Linked DNA regions of Homo sapiens: all the other regions are linked to region 2. A link is a loop called in an ENCODE intact Hi-C map of the cell type or tissue named here. Cell type or tissue: IMR-90. All regions are shown on one strand.

What was found. Hi-C counts contacts between places; a loop is a spot of excess contacts. Peaks named below come from ENCODE experiments on the same cell type or tissue, not always from the same donor. Only the 100,000 strongest peaks of a DNase experiment are listed, where the experiment ranks them.
Region 1: a loop joins it to region 2, with 15 times the contacts of the local background. A loop is called at or near these places in 5 of 110 quality-filtered maps.
Region 3: it touches region 2 in a loop (10-fold over the local background); 41 of 110 quality-filtered maps call a loop at or near these places.

Annotation. Positions count from the first base shown.
Region 1 is chr12:80,762,685-80,765,184 of GRCh38, reverse strand. It overlaps LINC01490 (long intergenic non-protein coding RNA 1490), which reads right to left and starts at 2,031. Exons shown (of 3, transcript NR_120470.1): 1 at 1,957-2,031. In IMR-90, a CTCF peak has its summit at 1,183 (motif pointing right); a DNase peak (open chromatin) is centred at 1,184.
Region 2 is chr12:79,406,604-79,409,103 of GRCh38, reverse strand. The region is part of intron 9 of SYT1 (synaptotagmin 1); the gene reads right to left. Among named protein-coding and RNA genes, the nearest start is that of MIR1252, 11 kb to the left of the region's middle. In IMR-90, a CTCF peak has its summit at 980 (motif pointing left); a DNase peak (open chromatin) is centred at 953; H3K27ac peaks cover 741 bases.
Region 3 is chr12:79,737,181-79,739,680 of GRCh38, reverse strand. The region is part of intron 4 of PPP1R12A-AS2 (PPP1R12A antisense RNA 2); the gene reads right to left. Among named protein-coding and RNA genes, the nearest start is that of PAWR, 47 kb to the right of the region's middle. In IMR-90, a CTCF peak has its summit at 1,364 (motif pointing right); a DNase peak (open chromatin) is centred at 1,370.

The DNA of each region.
Region 1 (2,500 bases), 1.4 Mb before region 2:
TGTGGTTGTTATAATTTACTTCTTGATATCAGAGTAATTTCTATTGATTGTATTATTTATTCTTGTGGTTTTTCTTTTCATATTTCATTAATTTGAATTCTTTTGGTTATATAGTAAATACATTTTAAAATGGCAAAAGAATATCCTTCACATGTATCTACATCAAGAATCTATAATTTCTCTATCGTTTTATTGAAATTTTCCAAACTGTTTTTCTAAATTACAATTAAAATGGAATATCTTCAACACAACTTCCCCTTGTTTCAAAGTCGTAATGCCCAAGGCCATTCTAAGGGAAAGTATGAAGGAAAGCCAGTCATAGTGGAAAATGGTCTTGACAGGATTACATTAAAATTTTTCCTCCTCAGCTTTATTAAGGTATAATTGACAAATGAAAATTATATTAATGTATACAACATGATAATTTGAGATACACATACATTGTATAATAATTACCACAATCAAATTAATTAACACTTTCTTCACCACACAATTACAGCCTCTCCAGTAACTGGGTATACAGGCACGGGCCACTACACCTGGCTAATTTTTAAATTTTTTTTTTTTTTTTTTTTTTTAGAAACAGGGTCTCACTATGTTGCCCAGGCTTGTCTTGAACTCCTAGACTCAGGCAATCCTCCTGCGTAGGCCTCACAAAGTACTGGGATATACACACCAGACCAGGCGTCCATACATTTTTCATGGGCTTGGAGATTTACTTAACTTGCAGGAGAGGAAAAGTAGAGAGGAGAAACTGAAGCAGTAGTTTTCTAGGCAAACCTATCTTTTTCCTTGTGGGGTGTCTGTGTGTGTGTGAAGAGCAGAAAAAAAAAAAAGGAAGAAGAAAACTTTGGTCTTACCACTCCAGCACATTTTCTCTTGCATTTCCAGGAATGATTTTTAATCTTGCTTTCCTCCTTCTTTTTCCCTAACATCAGACCTCCCAGACTACAGCTGCATACACTAGAAAGTAAGCATATTGAAATTTCCCTGTATACGTTATAATAAAAGGAACATTTGGAACCTCAGTTGGATTAAGGAAACAATAACTTAATGCGGGATCCATCTGCTGATAAAATGTGAGGTAACACACTTCTGAATGCCAATTTGAAGGATTTTTTTTTTTTAAGGTTGGGGAAAAAAAAAACCGTTTGAACACTTGAAGTTGCAAATTTTTATCTGACCACCAGGGAGCAGACAAATGCCTTGAAAGAAAGGCTCTTCAATCAAATGAAAAAGTCAAAAACCACAAAAGGAAAACAAATGAAGTGTGTTAATTACCATAAATGAAATGAAAAACGCATTTTTTATTTTGAAAATAAAAAATACCAGAAGGCATATGTTAAAACAAAACATTTCAACCATTTTCCATCTGACTATATTTAAAGGTTTTCTCATCCCTCTATCACTTGGAGGAGGCAATGTCTCCCCTCTTTGAAGGCAAACAAGTCCTACTTAATGGAAAGATGTGCCAATTTACCGTCTACTCCCTGGAATTACTTGACACACGTAAAGAAAGTAAAGGTTGCGAGCTACCATGACAATCTATGGACACAGGCTTCCTTACAAGTTCTCTTTAGTCACAGCAAAGCAAGCTGAAAAAAAGAAGTTGGTTTTCAGTTTAATTTAGTGTGTATAAATGTCAATAAAGACTCAGTTTACTCATTGGCACATTTTAAAGTAAACACCAGTCTGTCAATTATAAAATCAATACAATGGTTGCATAAAATTCTTGATTGTAGGCAATTTTAAGCAAATTATTCTTAATGAACAATACCAGCATGTTATATACTCAATTTCATTTAAAGGAATCACTTCATGTTATAAAAAACCTTCCTTGGTTTTATTTAAACACGCCTTCCCCAGAGGATAGAGTCTTCAGTAAATTTAAGTTAGAAAATTCATCTTTGAAATCTGGGTGTTAGTAACCTCCATTCCCCAGTTTTTAACTCTTACTTCTATAATCCCACCTTCATCTTCCTGGAGTGCCATATATATATGCTTGCTCCTCTCTTCCTCTTAACACCTGTTGTCACAAACACAATTGTGACATAATGACCAGCTTTCAAAGTTGCCCTTCCAAGCACTGACTGCATTTTTATAGAGCTTGAATACTACAGTGAAAGGGTAAAGGTCTAGTGCAGAACTTTAGGCTCAGAATGCGGGGTTTAAATCTCAGCTTTACTACTTAATTAACAAATCACTTAACGTCTCTATAATTTCTTTACCTCTTTTGTAAAATGGGGAAAATAGTTATGGAACCTAACTCATAGGGCTGTTGTGACCCTTAAGTGAGAGAGTGTGTCCGGAATGATATAATCTCTTAATGAATGTTAGTTGTATGTCTTCTTTACAAGGGAGGTTTGTAATTTTTTCATTTTTTAAAATAATTATAATAATTATTATTTTTGAAACAGAGTCTCACTCTGTCGCCTAGGCTGGAGTAGAGTGGTACTATCTTGGCTCACTGCAACCTTCACCTCCTGGCTTCCAGCGATTC
Region 2 (2,500 bases):
TAGCAATTATCTAGTGGATTAAACAGACCATTGTGGAACTAACTGCTTGCTTTATTAAGACGGTAATGATTACACCTGAGAATGTAATGCTGGCCCGATGAGAAATTTGACCTTGCTGCCACATTTCTTGAGTTTTAAAGGAGGCAGAGGTAAGAAATGAGGAGATCAGAGAACAGAGGTTCCATAAATCAGTACCACAGATGACAGGAGCATGGATAAGTGCATAATTGTAGACTCAGGATAAAGCAAAGAATTTAGAGCTATTACAAAGTAATTTGTGTGCCATAACTCTCCGGGAAATTATAATTATCAGAGAAATAATAGACTCATAGTCAAACAGCTTCTGACCATATTACTTGGAAAAAAAAAAAAAAGAAAGAAAAGGAAAGAAAAAAATGTGGTCTAGGAAATTTGGAGGCGCCAGGACAAATTCAAAGAAATGACCTAAAACCAACCAAAATGTCCTTCTTGTATTTTTATAGCATGTCATAGTTTACAAAATGAGTTTTCCTGGCTGTTATCTTACTGAACCCTTTGTAAAGCCTGTGAGGAAGACTTCTTTATTCCCTGAATCCACATGAAAGCATGGGCTGAATCACCTCGCTAAATGACTTGCTCAAAGTCTCAGTAAGAATGTGCACTGTATCTCCGATCCTTGCTCCTTCCAATAAACCCACTAATGCCAATCTAAGTGGGCATATCTGTTTGTTTTCTGGAGGCCTCCTCCCTTCCTCTGTAGTGAGACTTAGTAAAAGCTCCCCACAGTGTTCACTTGGTCGTTCAGCCTTCAATTTGAGCAATTTCTAATTCTTCAATAGTTGTGAAATTCAGCAAGGTCTGGGATCTTGGGCATATTATTTAGCCACCTTGGCTTTGGTGAGGCAAAACTGCAGTCCAGAATCGACAATGAACCAATAGGAAATCCCCTCTGTTAGGACTAGAAAGGGCTGCCCAAATCCTTGGCTGCTACTGCCATCTCCTGTTCAGAGTAGCTCACCCAGGATTGCCTGTGCATACATTTGCTTTAAATTCAAGTGTAATACCCAGGATAAACTGATTTCAATGAGACTCAGGAATATTCCCCATGCATTTAAGGTTCTCCATTCAGCCTCTTCTCGAAGCAACATCTTTTGGTGGTGGTCAGTGTTAGAAGGCAGTTTGAACAAGATTAAGAGGATAAAACTGTTGTTCTTCTGGGAAGAAGAGGTCACAATACAGTAGTGATGTGATCAAAGATGGAAGGAAAGAAGACAGCAATGTCCTTCTCCTGTGAGTATACCAGAGTAAGGACAGCCACATCCACTCTAAAACTATAATGTTCTTTGCTTGGACTGTGCGTAAGAGAGTTGCAAAAACCACAGCAAATTACATCCTCTTCTGATTTCAGGAGGGGCCACCAAATAGTCTTTGATGTATCTCAGAGTCACAGACTCTGTGCTGTAGATACATCCCACCTAAAAGTGAGGTCAAAAATTGGGATGGAGGTGATTCACAAAGAAGACTGTATCTTCTCAGAGCTTAGTATTTGCATTTCTAAGAATGTGACGATCAGAGCTATCCCAATGGTATGACAAATGGGGACAACTATCCCAGGTCTCAAACTTTTCTTTGACTTCATGCCTTCCCAACAAATGGTGGTAGCAACTCTAGAGGGTGGCTAGATCACTCAGTTGTGGTGGGGAAGTGAGACGAAGGCATGGTGGTACTGTCATGGTCTTACCTCCCTCATCAAGACCTTTACCATACTTGTAGGATGGCATCTTTTCTTCTCAAAACTGGAAGAGACTACTCTTATGAGTCTATTTTCCTTTCAAGGTAGTTCCTGATGCTGAATTTAAGTTTGTTTCACTCAAATAATATTAGTGGTATAAGTACACAGAGTATGATTAGTCATAAGTAACAGATCATCCCGGGGGAGTTCTAGTGATAAACCCAGAGAAAAGAGTGTATCATGGAGGATAAAAAAGAATACAAATTACTTATTTGTCAGGGCCTGTGCTAAGCACTGTCACATGCCATCTTAATACTTGCCATAGCTTGATGAAACAAGCATTATTATCCCTTTTTAACAGATAAATAAACTGAGGCTCAGAACCATGAATTAACTTGTCCAGGGCCATAGGGATAGTAAGTGATAATGGCAGGATTTGAATCAAGGTCTTTATGACCTCCAAAGCAGGGTAGTTCACCTCTACACCAGAATAATAATGGCTGCAGTAATAAAAATAGCAGACATTCCGGGAGGGCTGACATGTGCCACACACTTTTCAAGGACTTTCAAATATTAACTCACTTTCTTTCTCACTACAATTCTGTGAGGTAGGTGCTATTGTGATCAATATTTTATTGAAAAATACAGAGAATTTAAGCACTTCCCCAAGATTACACCACTATCAAGTAGCAGAACTGGTATTCAAACCCAGATAATCTGACTCTAAGCCTGTGCTAATTGGTGAAATTTATCAGAAGCAGCAACTAGAGATCAGAGTGAGTGACACTT
Region 3 (2,500 bases), 330 kb before region 2:
AGACCTTTTTCTCTTTTCTGGTGGTGATGGTGATATTTCATGTTTTTCTTCTTTCTTTTTCTTTTTTTTTTTTTTTTTTTTTTGAGACAGAGCCTTGCTCTGTCACCCAGGCTGGCTGACTGCAACCTCTCGGCTCACTGCAACCTCTGCCTCCCAGGCTCAAGTGATTCTCCTGCCTCAGCCTCCTGAGTAGCTGGGATTACAGGCACCCGCCACCATGCCCAGCTAGTTTTTGTATTTTTAGTAGAGATGGGGTTTCACCATGTTGGCCAGGCTGGTCTCAAACTCCTGACCTCAAGTGATCTGCCCACCTCAGCCTCCTAAAGTGCTGGGATTACAGGTATGAGCCACCACTCCTGGCCATTTTTTCTTAAAACCGTTTTCTGTTCTATTCCTGTCACTGATCCCATTCCTCTCAGTGGTCACCTTTGTACCCTACAATTCTTGGGTTTATTCAGGTTCCTTTTACAGACCAGTTAACAACATCCCTTTTCCTTGTCCGCCAAACATCTTTTGTCTACTTAAGTATTTAGTCATCATTGTCATAATTGTTCTGAAAATGGCTTTGATAAGTGGGCCAGCCCAGAAGACCAGCAATTTCTAAAGTTAATAACACCTTGGGCAAACAAATTATTTCATGATTCACTCCTTTCATGACCCCTCATAAGAGAAAAAAATTGTATGGTGAGAATAAAGATGTAATTAAGTGTTTTAGGTATTCGATAGTTGTACTGATGGGTTTGGTCTGCAGACAATTGCTTTGATGTTAGGACAAGGATTGTATCTGTTCAGTGTAAGTTTTCATTGAAAGAAATATATGCTCATTAGAAAACCTCACATGGTTAAAACCTTCTAATGATTAAATTGAGTACTTAATTCTAATTGTAGCCCTTATGACAAGTCTTTATATGGTCACAAGATTTTTTTTAAACACAGAAAAATACCTGATTTAGTAAAAAATCTGAATCAGAATTTAAAAAAAATTTAGTACTTCTAAGCACCTACTGAACCCAACTGTTCATTTTACAGGAATCCTAAGGATCTGTGCTAAGTGTCTGTTTTTCTGATTTAAGAATGAACAGTAATTAGCAGGTAATTTGAGTTTGAAAATAATTTATCTAAATAATTTACTCTATTAAGGAGAAAGTTTTTAATTAGTAGAGATAAATTACAGCTAACCCAAAACCAAGTCTCTTCTTTTGTATTCTGAAAAGCATTTTTCACCTAAAATGTTACAGAAAAAAAAGCGGCTGAGGTAGTTGGCGATGACTTTTAGTATACCTATTGATAAAGCATAAACAAAAGTGGGGTGGGGCATTGAAATGTCTTCTTAATTGCTACCGATACCTGCCACTCAAACCACTAGGTGGCACCAATAAGCTTTTCCGATATGTACAATAAATGTACCTATGTTTAAGGCACTCCTTGAACAATATCCCATACCATGACTACCAAAATGCTTAAAAATTCTACCCATATACTTAAGAATTACTGCACAAAGTTATGCCTCTAGACAACAATAAATGGTGTTGCTATTTGATTGTTGACAAAAGTATTGAGAAAGCAATCTAAATACAAGTCACCATGATTTAGTGGAAAAAACACTGGAGTGAGGGTCAATAGTCCTTGTTCTGTTCTCAGCTTCACCACCAACTACCTCAGTGTCTTGAGTAGTCACTAAACCTCTCTGGTTTCTATCTCCTGATCAGTAAAGTGAAAGATTGGGACTAGATGAGTTGGTTTCAAAATGTAAGTAAAAGCCTCTTTTCTTCTACAAAATCCCTCAGAATTCTAATATGGAAAACAGATGAAAGCAAGACTGAGAAGGGAGGGAAGCGTGGTTGGATGTTGGAAAGAGAAGAAGGTATGAGAAGCACCTTTTGCTCTGCTTCCCACCAGTCTCCTCAGTGTCCAACCTGTGGTCCAGAAAAAAAAATAATTTGGATACCAATGAAATAGAAAATTACTAACAACTCTGTGATCCAGAAGTCTGTAAATCCAAGTATGTAGCACTATGTCCAAGTTCTTAAGCATTTTCCAACTTTAGCGGCCCAATTCCAGGATATAGTACAGCTATTATTTTCTCCATTTTACAAATAAATAGTAAACTAAGGATGGGTAATTTAATAGTTTTCTAAAAGTCTCCTTTGAGATTCACTTGCAGTTGTAAAAAAAAAAAAAAGAAAGAAAAAAAAGAAAAAAGAAAACCAAGCAGAAATCCCATGTAAAATTTACCCAGTTTCCTCTAATGGGAACATTTTGCAAAATTATAGTATAATATCACAACTAGGATATTCACATCAATACAGTCAAGATACAGAACAATTCCAACACCACAAGAATCTCTGTTTCCCATTTATAGCTGCACACATTTTACTCCTACCTTGACTCTTTACTTAGCCCCTGGAAACCTCTAATTTGTTCTCCATTTCTACGATTTTTGTTATTTCAAGAATGTTATATAAATGGAATCGTATGTATGTAAGCTTTCAGGATTTAT